Linked DNA regions of Homo sapiens: region 1 is linked to region 2. Evidence: chromatin loops called from intact Hi-C (ENCODE). Cell type or tissue: Calu3. All regions are shown on one strand. Links, peaks and the distances in the headings refer to the core of each region. The heading gives the core; the rest is flanking DNA. Region 1 overlaps PLD5 (phospholipase D family member 5). Region 2 has its middle 83 kb from the start of LINC01347.

Evidence for each region. Peaks named below come from ENCODE experiments on the same cell type or tissue, not always from the same donor. Only the 100,000 strongest peaks of a DNase experiment are listed, where the experiment ranks them.
Region 1: it touches region 2 in a loop (13-fold over the local background); 6 of 110 quality-filtered maps call a loop at or near these places.

Annotation. Positions count from the first base shown.
Region 1 is chr1:242,465,974-242,468,902 of GRCh38, reverse strand. The region is part of intron 1 of PLD5 (phospholipase D family member 5); the gene reads left to right. Among named protein-coding and RNA genes, the nearest start is that of PLD5, 57 kb to the left of the region's middle. In Calu3, for the core only: a CTCF peak has its summit at 1,145; a DNase peak (open chromatin) is centred at 1,162.
Region 2 is chr1:243,017,743-243,020,671 of GRCh38, reverse strand. No RefSeq gene overlaps it. Among named protein-coding and RNA genes, the nearest start is that of LINC01347, 83 kb to the left of the region's middle. RefSeq lists a silencer at 1,369-1,569. In Calu3, for the core only: no CTCF peak of the experiment used is centred there; a DNase peak (open chromatin) is centred at 1,441.

The sequences.
Region 1 (2,929 bases), core at 106-2,605, 550 kb after region 2:
AATAGTACCTATCTTATAGGGTTGTTGTGAGTCATGGTTGAGTTAAAATGTGTAAACCACGTGGAGCATGATGCATAGTAAGAATTATGGAAGTGTTTGCTGTGGTTGTTATTGCTATTATTATTTTGTGAAATACCATTGTCATCAAAGAAATTGATGGGAAAAAGTATATATATATGTGTGTGTATGTGTGTGTGTGTGCGTGTGTGTGTATGTGTGTGTGTGTATGTATTTACATATGCTGATATTGACCCAGAATAGTCCATCATAAAAACTGTTAAGTAAAGAGTAGAATGTTTCAGAACAATGTGTATGGTAAAATCTCAATTAGTATAATAAAAATTAAAATCATGTTTGTAAAGGTCTGCAGATATAGGCACAACACTGTCCACAGTAATTTAAGAAGTAAGTTATTTAATTAATTTGAGGAGTGAAATGTCAGTGAAAAGTAAAGAAAGGCTATTCTATTTTACTTTGCCCCCAAATTACTTGAATTTATTTACTACAAGCTTATCTCACTTTGCAATGAAAAAAATAAGGATAATTTACGTATCTGGCTGGCATATTATGAGGCTATTACATACAGTTTGTCTGTATATTAGGTGTTGATCTAACCATCATATTGGAAAGATTATCCAGCAGCTTCCAGCATAACTTAAAAATGGCTCTGTTCAAAATTAGGTTACAGCCCATCACAAATGCTTAAAGTCAATAAATCACTATGAAAACTACCATTTGGGGATGTGAGTTGTTTTGGAACTCAAAATACTTTGGCTATGTTAAAAGACCTTGTTATGAAAATAACAGATTTTCATTTCCTCTCTAATTTTATAACTCTTGGCACTCCAACTTTTGTTTTGCTGTGAAATGTTTGAGAAGGAAATGAGTGTACACACAGTTTTATTTTCCAAAATAAATACAATTTTAATTCTGCCAAGAGATTGTAGGGCTCTGTGACATAGAGATATTGCTTTGGGGGGCGGTTCTACTGGGGGCACAGTGGAAGGGGCTTTCTTCAGAGCTCTGAACTCACTCATGAGTACCTAAGTCACAGATAGACTGAAACAGCTTATAAACTCTCTAACAAAGGCCATTTTGGGATGGTGCTTCTCAGGGATGCTTGGGAACCATCGTTCAGTAGTAAGGACTCCCATGCACACACACCACCTGGTGGGCCCTCATGGTAACTTCAATGATTGTGTCTTAGGAACGCCGGTTCTGTTTAACTTGGATTTTCCCATCATTGCACAGTGTTGAGAGGTCAAGTTAATGAAGAAGATCATATTTCTGTATTCATAACTCTGCTAGCTCCATTTTCTAGTGATAAGGGAGGGGATGAGGTAATTGCCAAATTGCTATATTTGGTCAAGAAACGAGATTGCTACAGGAATTCTAAGAAGACTACTTTTATTCTTTTTGGAGGAGCAAAGGGACTCTTTGCTATAAAAACCACAAAGCCTTTCTTTTCTTGCTTGTACTTAAAATGTTGAGAAATTTAAGCAGTACAAAAGTGCACAGACTACTATAACCACTACCTTCAAGATATCCAGAATTGACAAGTGTTAACATTTGGTAACACTGAATATACATTACCATTTTTAACTAAAAAGAAACAAAACATTGCAGAGAAAGACAAAGTTTCTTTTAGTAAAAATAATTTATTTATTAAATTTTATTATAATTAACAAGTGAGAATTGTTACAATGTGATGTTTTGACATACGTATTTACATTGTGGGATGATTAAATTAAGCTACTTAACATATCCGTCACTTCACAGACTTACCTTTTTTATGGTGAGGACATTTAAAATAGATTATTCTCACAATTTTGAAATATATTATTGTTAACTATAGTCACTATGCTGTGCAATAGATCTTGAAAACTTATTCCTCCTAACTGAAACTTGTTAGCCTTTGAACTACATCTTCCTATTTCCCAACCCTCCCCACTCAGCCCTGGTAACCAGCGCTCTATTCTATTTCTATAAGTTCCACTTTTTTTTTTTTTTGAGATGGAGTCTCACTCTGTACCGCAGGCTGGAGTGCAGTGGCGCAATCTCAGCTCACTGCAACTTCCGCCTCCTGGGTTCAAGCGATTCTCCTGCCTCAGCCTCCCCAGTAACTGGAAGTGCAGGTGCATGCCATTGTGTCGGGCTAATTTTTGTGATTTTAATAGAGACAGGGTTTCACCATGTTGGCCAGGCTGGTCTCGAACTCCTTAACTCAAGTCATCTGCCCGCCTTGGCCTATCAAAGTGCTGGGATTACAGGTGTGAGCCGCCGCGCCCAGCCGAGCTCCACTTTTTATAAGTAAGAGCATGCAGCGTTTGTCTTTTTGTGCCTGGCTTCTTTCACTTAGCTTAATGTCGTACAGGTTCATCCATGTTGTTGCAAATGACAAGAATTTCCTTCTTTTTTAAGGCTGAATAGCATTCCTTTGTGTATATATACCACATTTTCTTTACCCATTAGATAAAGTCTCTTTTGAACCTGTCCCTAATTGCATGCCCGTACTAATTTCTCACTAGCAGTCACTATTATTAATCTGTTGAGTATCTTGATGGTCCGTTTTTCTACAGTTCTATTCAGTAAATATTACTGAATATCTCCTGTATGCCAGCGCTACACACCTAGGATACATCAGGCAACAAAACAAACAAAAATACTTCCCTTCATGAAGCTTACAGCCTAACAAGGGAAGACACATAATACTATTTTGCAATTATATGTTATATTAGAAAAGTGCTACAGAGAAAAAAGTAAAATTAGAGTAGGATGGGGGAATCAGAATTGTATGTGGGAGGTGGGCAGTATTCAGCATAAAATGAAGTGGCCAGGATAAGACTCTTTGACAAGATGTGATCTGAGCAAAGCCTTGAAGGAGGTAAAGGAATTAGCCAAGTGGTTTTCCAGAGGAAGAGCATCTGAG
Region 2 (2,929 bases), core at 299-2,798:
GGCCAGGCTGGTCTGGAACTCCTGACCTCAGGTGATCTGCCTGCCTCAGCCTCCCAAAGTGCTGGGATTACAGATGTGAGTCACCGTGCCTAGCTTTCTTTCATATTTATTAATACATTATTTCCACTTTCCTAAGGATAGTTGTTGTTCAACCTTTACTAGCTTTTTTGTTGTTCATACTTAATACATTTATTTTTATTGTGCTATAGCTATTTCCCACATGTGATTTTTTTTTTTTTTTTTGAGATAAGATCTTGCTCTGTTGCTGAGGCTGGAGTGCAGTGATATGATCATGGCTTGCTGAAGCCCTGAACTCCTGAGGTTGGGTGATTCTCCCACCTTAGCCTCCCAAGTAGATGGGATTACAAGAAGTACCACTATACCTGGCTATTTAAAATTTTTTTTTGGTGTGTGTGGAGATGGAGTCTCCCTATGTTGTCCAGGCTGGTTGTGAACTCCTGGCCTCAAGTGATGCTGCCACCTTGGCATCTCAAAATGCTGGGATTACACATGTGTAATATTTTTATTATCACCATTTTCCACATATTCTGGAAATTTTATTTGGATTTCTTTTTTTTTTTTTTTTTGACAGAGTCTTGCTGTGTCACCTAGGCTGGAGTGCAGTGGTGCAATCTCAGCTCACTGCAACCTCCACCTTCTGGGTTCAAAGAATTTCTCCTGCCTCAGCCTCCTAAGTAGCTGGGATTACAGGCATGCGCCACCAGGCCCTGCTAATTTTTGTATTTTTAGTAGAGACAGGGTGTCGCCATGTTGACGAGGCTGGTCTTGAACTCCTGACCTCAAGTGACCTGCCCACCTTGGCCTCCCAAAGTACTGGAATTACAGGCATGAGCCACTGTACCCAGCCTGGATTTCTTTTTGACATAGAATTATTTAAGAGAAAGCTTTTAAATTTCCATGCCGTAATTTCTAGTTTTGTTGTGTCATAATCAGAGAATATAATCTGTAGCATTTCTACAGTCTCTACTTTGCTTAGATGTTTTTGCGGTGGGGTGTGTAATATGTACTCAATTTTGTAAACATTTTATGGACATACAAATTTCAATGTTTACTTTTTCAGGCTATAGGCTTTGCTACATAATTTTTGTGTATTTTGTGGTTCTCATATAGATTTTTAAATTATCTTTTTGCTGTGATAGAGATTAGAAGGGTAAATTAATGTCTCATTTACCATCATTTTTCTTTCTGTATTTCTTTTCATTTCCTGATGCTTTGGCTTTATGAAATCTTTATGTATAAAAATTGTGCACACATATCTTTATGCACAGTGTTTTGGATTTTACCCTTCATAATGAGCTTTTTTCTCTCCTTTGAATTTGACCTGGCCTGGTGTTAACAGCCCAGGTGTAAAATTCCAGTGAGAAAGAAGTCTGATGAGGAGTCAGTAGGATCTTTGGGTTGCTGAGAACTGCTCAGTACCACGGACAGCTCCCTGCACTCCAGGAAACATCCTGATTCAGTGTCTTGAGTATTGTGAAGCACAGTTAGAGCAGAAACATGGAGAATCACCTTAAAATGGCAAATTGGCTTCTGGTCTTGCATAAGACTTCATTGAGGCCTAATGGGCTATGCAGGTCTACTGTCCAAAGTACAGAGGTTATTCCTAGTGTCTTTAATATTACTGTCCCTTTAGGCAAGATTATCCTTATGATAAGGGAGACTGAATTAAGCTATTTTGGCTGAGGCATATTTTTATAAATTCATCCAATTAGCTTCCCTTGTTGTAGTTTTGGCTCGCCAAACATTGTTCTGATTATAATTTAGCATCCCATATAATTTCATCTGCAGGGAGAGTCTGTACTAGGCATGACGATGCTTACATATCAGCCCATGTGACTGCAAGAGTCTCAGTATAATTTGATAACATGGCACTCAGATTCTAGACATTATTCTCTGTGTGCTTAGTGAGTGTGATGACATAACCTTCAGAAAGATTCATCCTTTCTCACATATTGATAAATCAACTTTTACATCTACAAAGTTGAGAGCCAGAAATTAAAACCTTATTAATTCACTAAGGCATCCCTATGACGGCAGTCTTCCAACTAGCTCCATTCTGGGGCACTCTGACATCATCGTACACTTTCCAATGAAAGCAGGGAGTGTATGTGATTAAAGGGAGAGCCCTGTGGCACTCCTGAAAAATCTCCCCTCCCAGTTCACATTGACTTATTAACCAACACTCATGATCATGTGAAACTCTAGAACTGGATCTGGGTGCCTGGCAGGATGACATGGTGTGAGGCTCAAGCAGCACTGTGGGAATTCAAGCATCTGTTTATTTCTGAGAGAAAAAGTGTAAAGCAAAATAATATCTTTTAACAAACATTTGTATTTGACTAAAAAGGAAGCAAGCACTTAGAATTTCTGAATTTGCTAATTGCTCTTCTGAGCTGAGAATATCTGTGTTGAATATTAGTCATTATCCAGATTTGGCACAGAATAATCCCGAGGGTTAAATGACATTGTTCCTACAGTGGGCACCTGAAGACTGGCTATAAAAGCAATCCTGGACAGGGGCGGTGGCTCACGCCTGTAATCCCAGCACTTTGGGAGGCCAAGGTGGGTGGATCACGAGGTCAGGAGTTCGAGACCAGCCTGGCCAACATAGTGAAACCTCATCTCTACTAAAAATACAAAAAAATTAGCTAGGCATGGTGGCAGACACCTGTAATCCCAGCTACTTGGGCAGCTGAGGCAGGAGAATCACTTGAACCTGGGAGGCAGAGGTTGCAGTGAGTCGAGATTGCACCAATGCACTCCAGCCCAGGCGACAGTGTGAGACTCTGTCCAAAAAAAAAAAAAAAAAGAAAAAAAAGAAGAAAAAAAGAAAAAGGAAAAAAAAAGGAAAAATAAATAAATAAGTAAATAAATAAATACATAAAAGCAACCCTAACACTACTGAGGC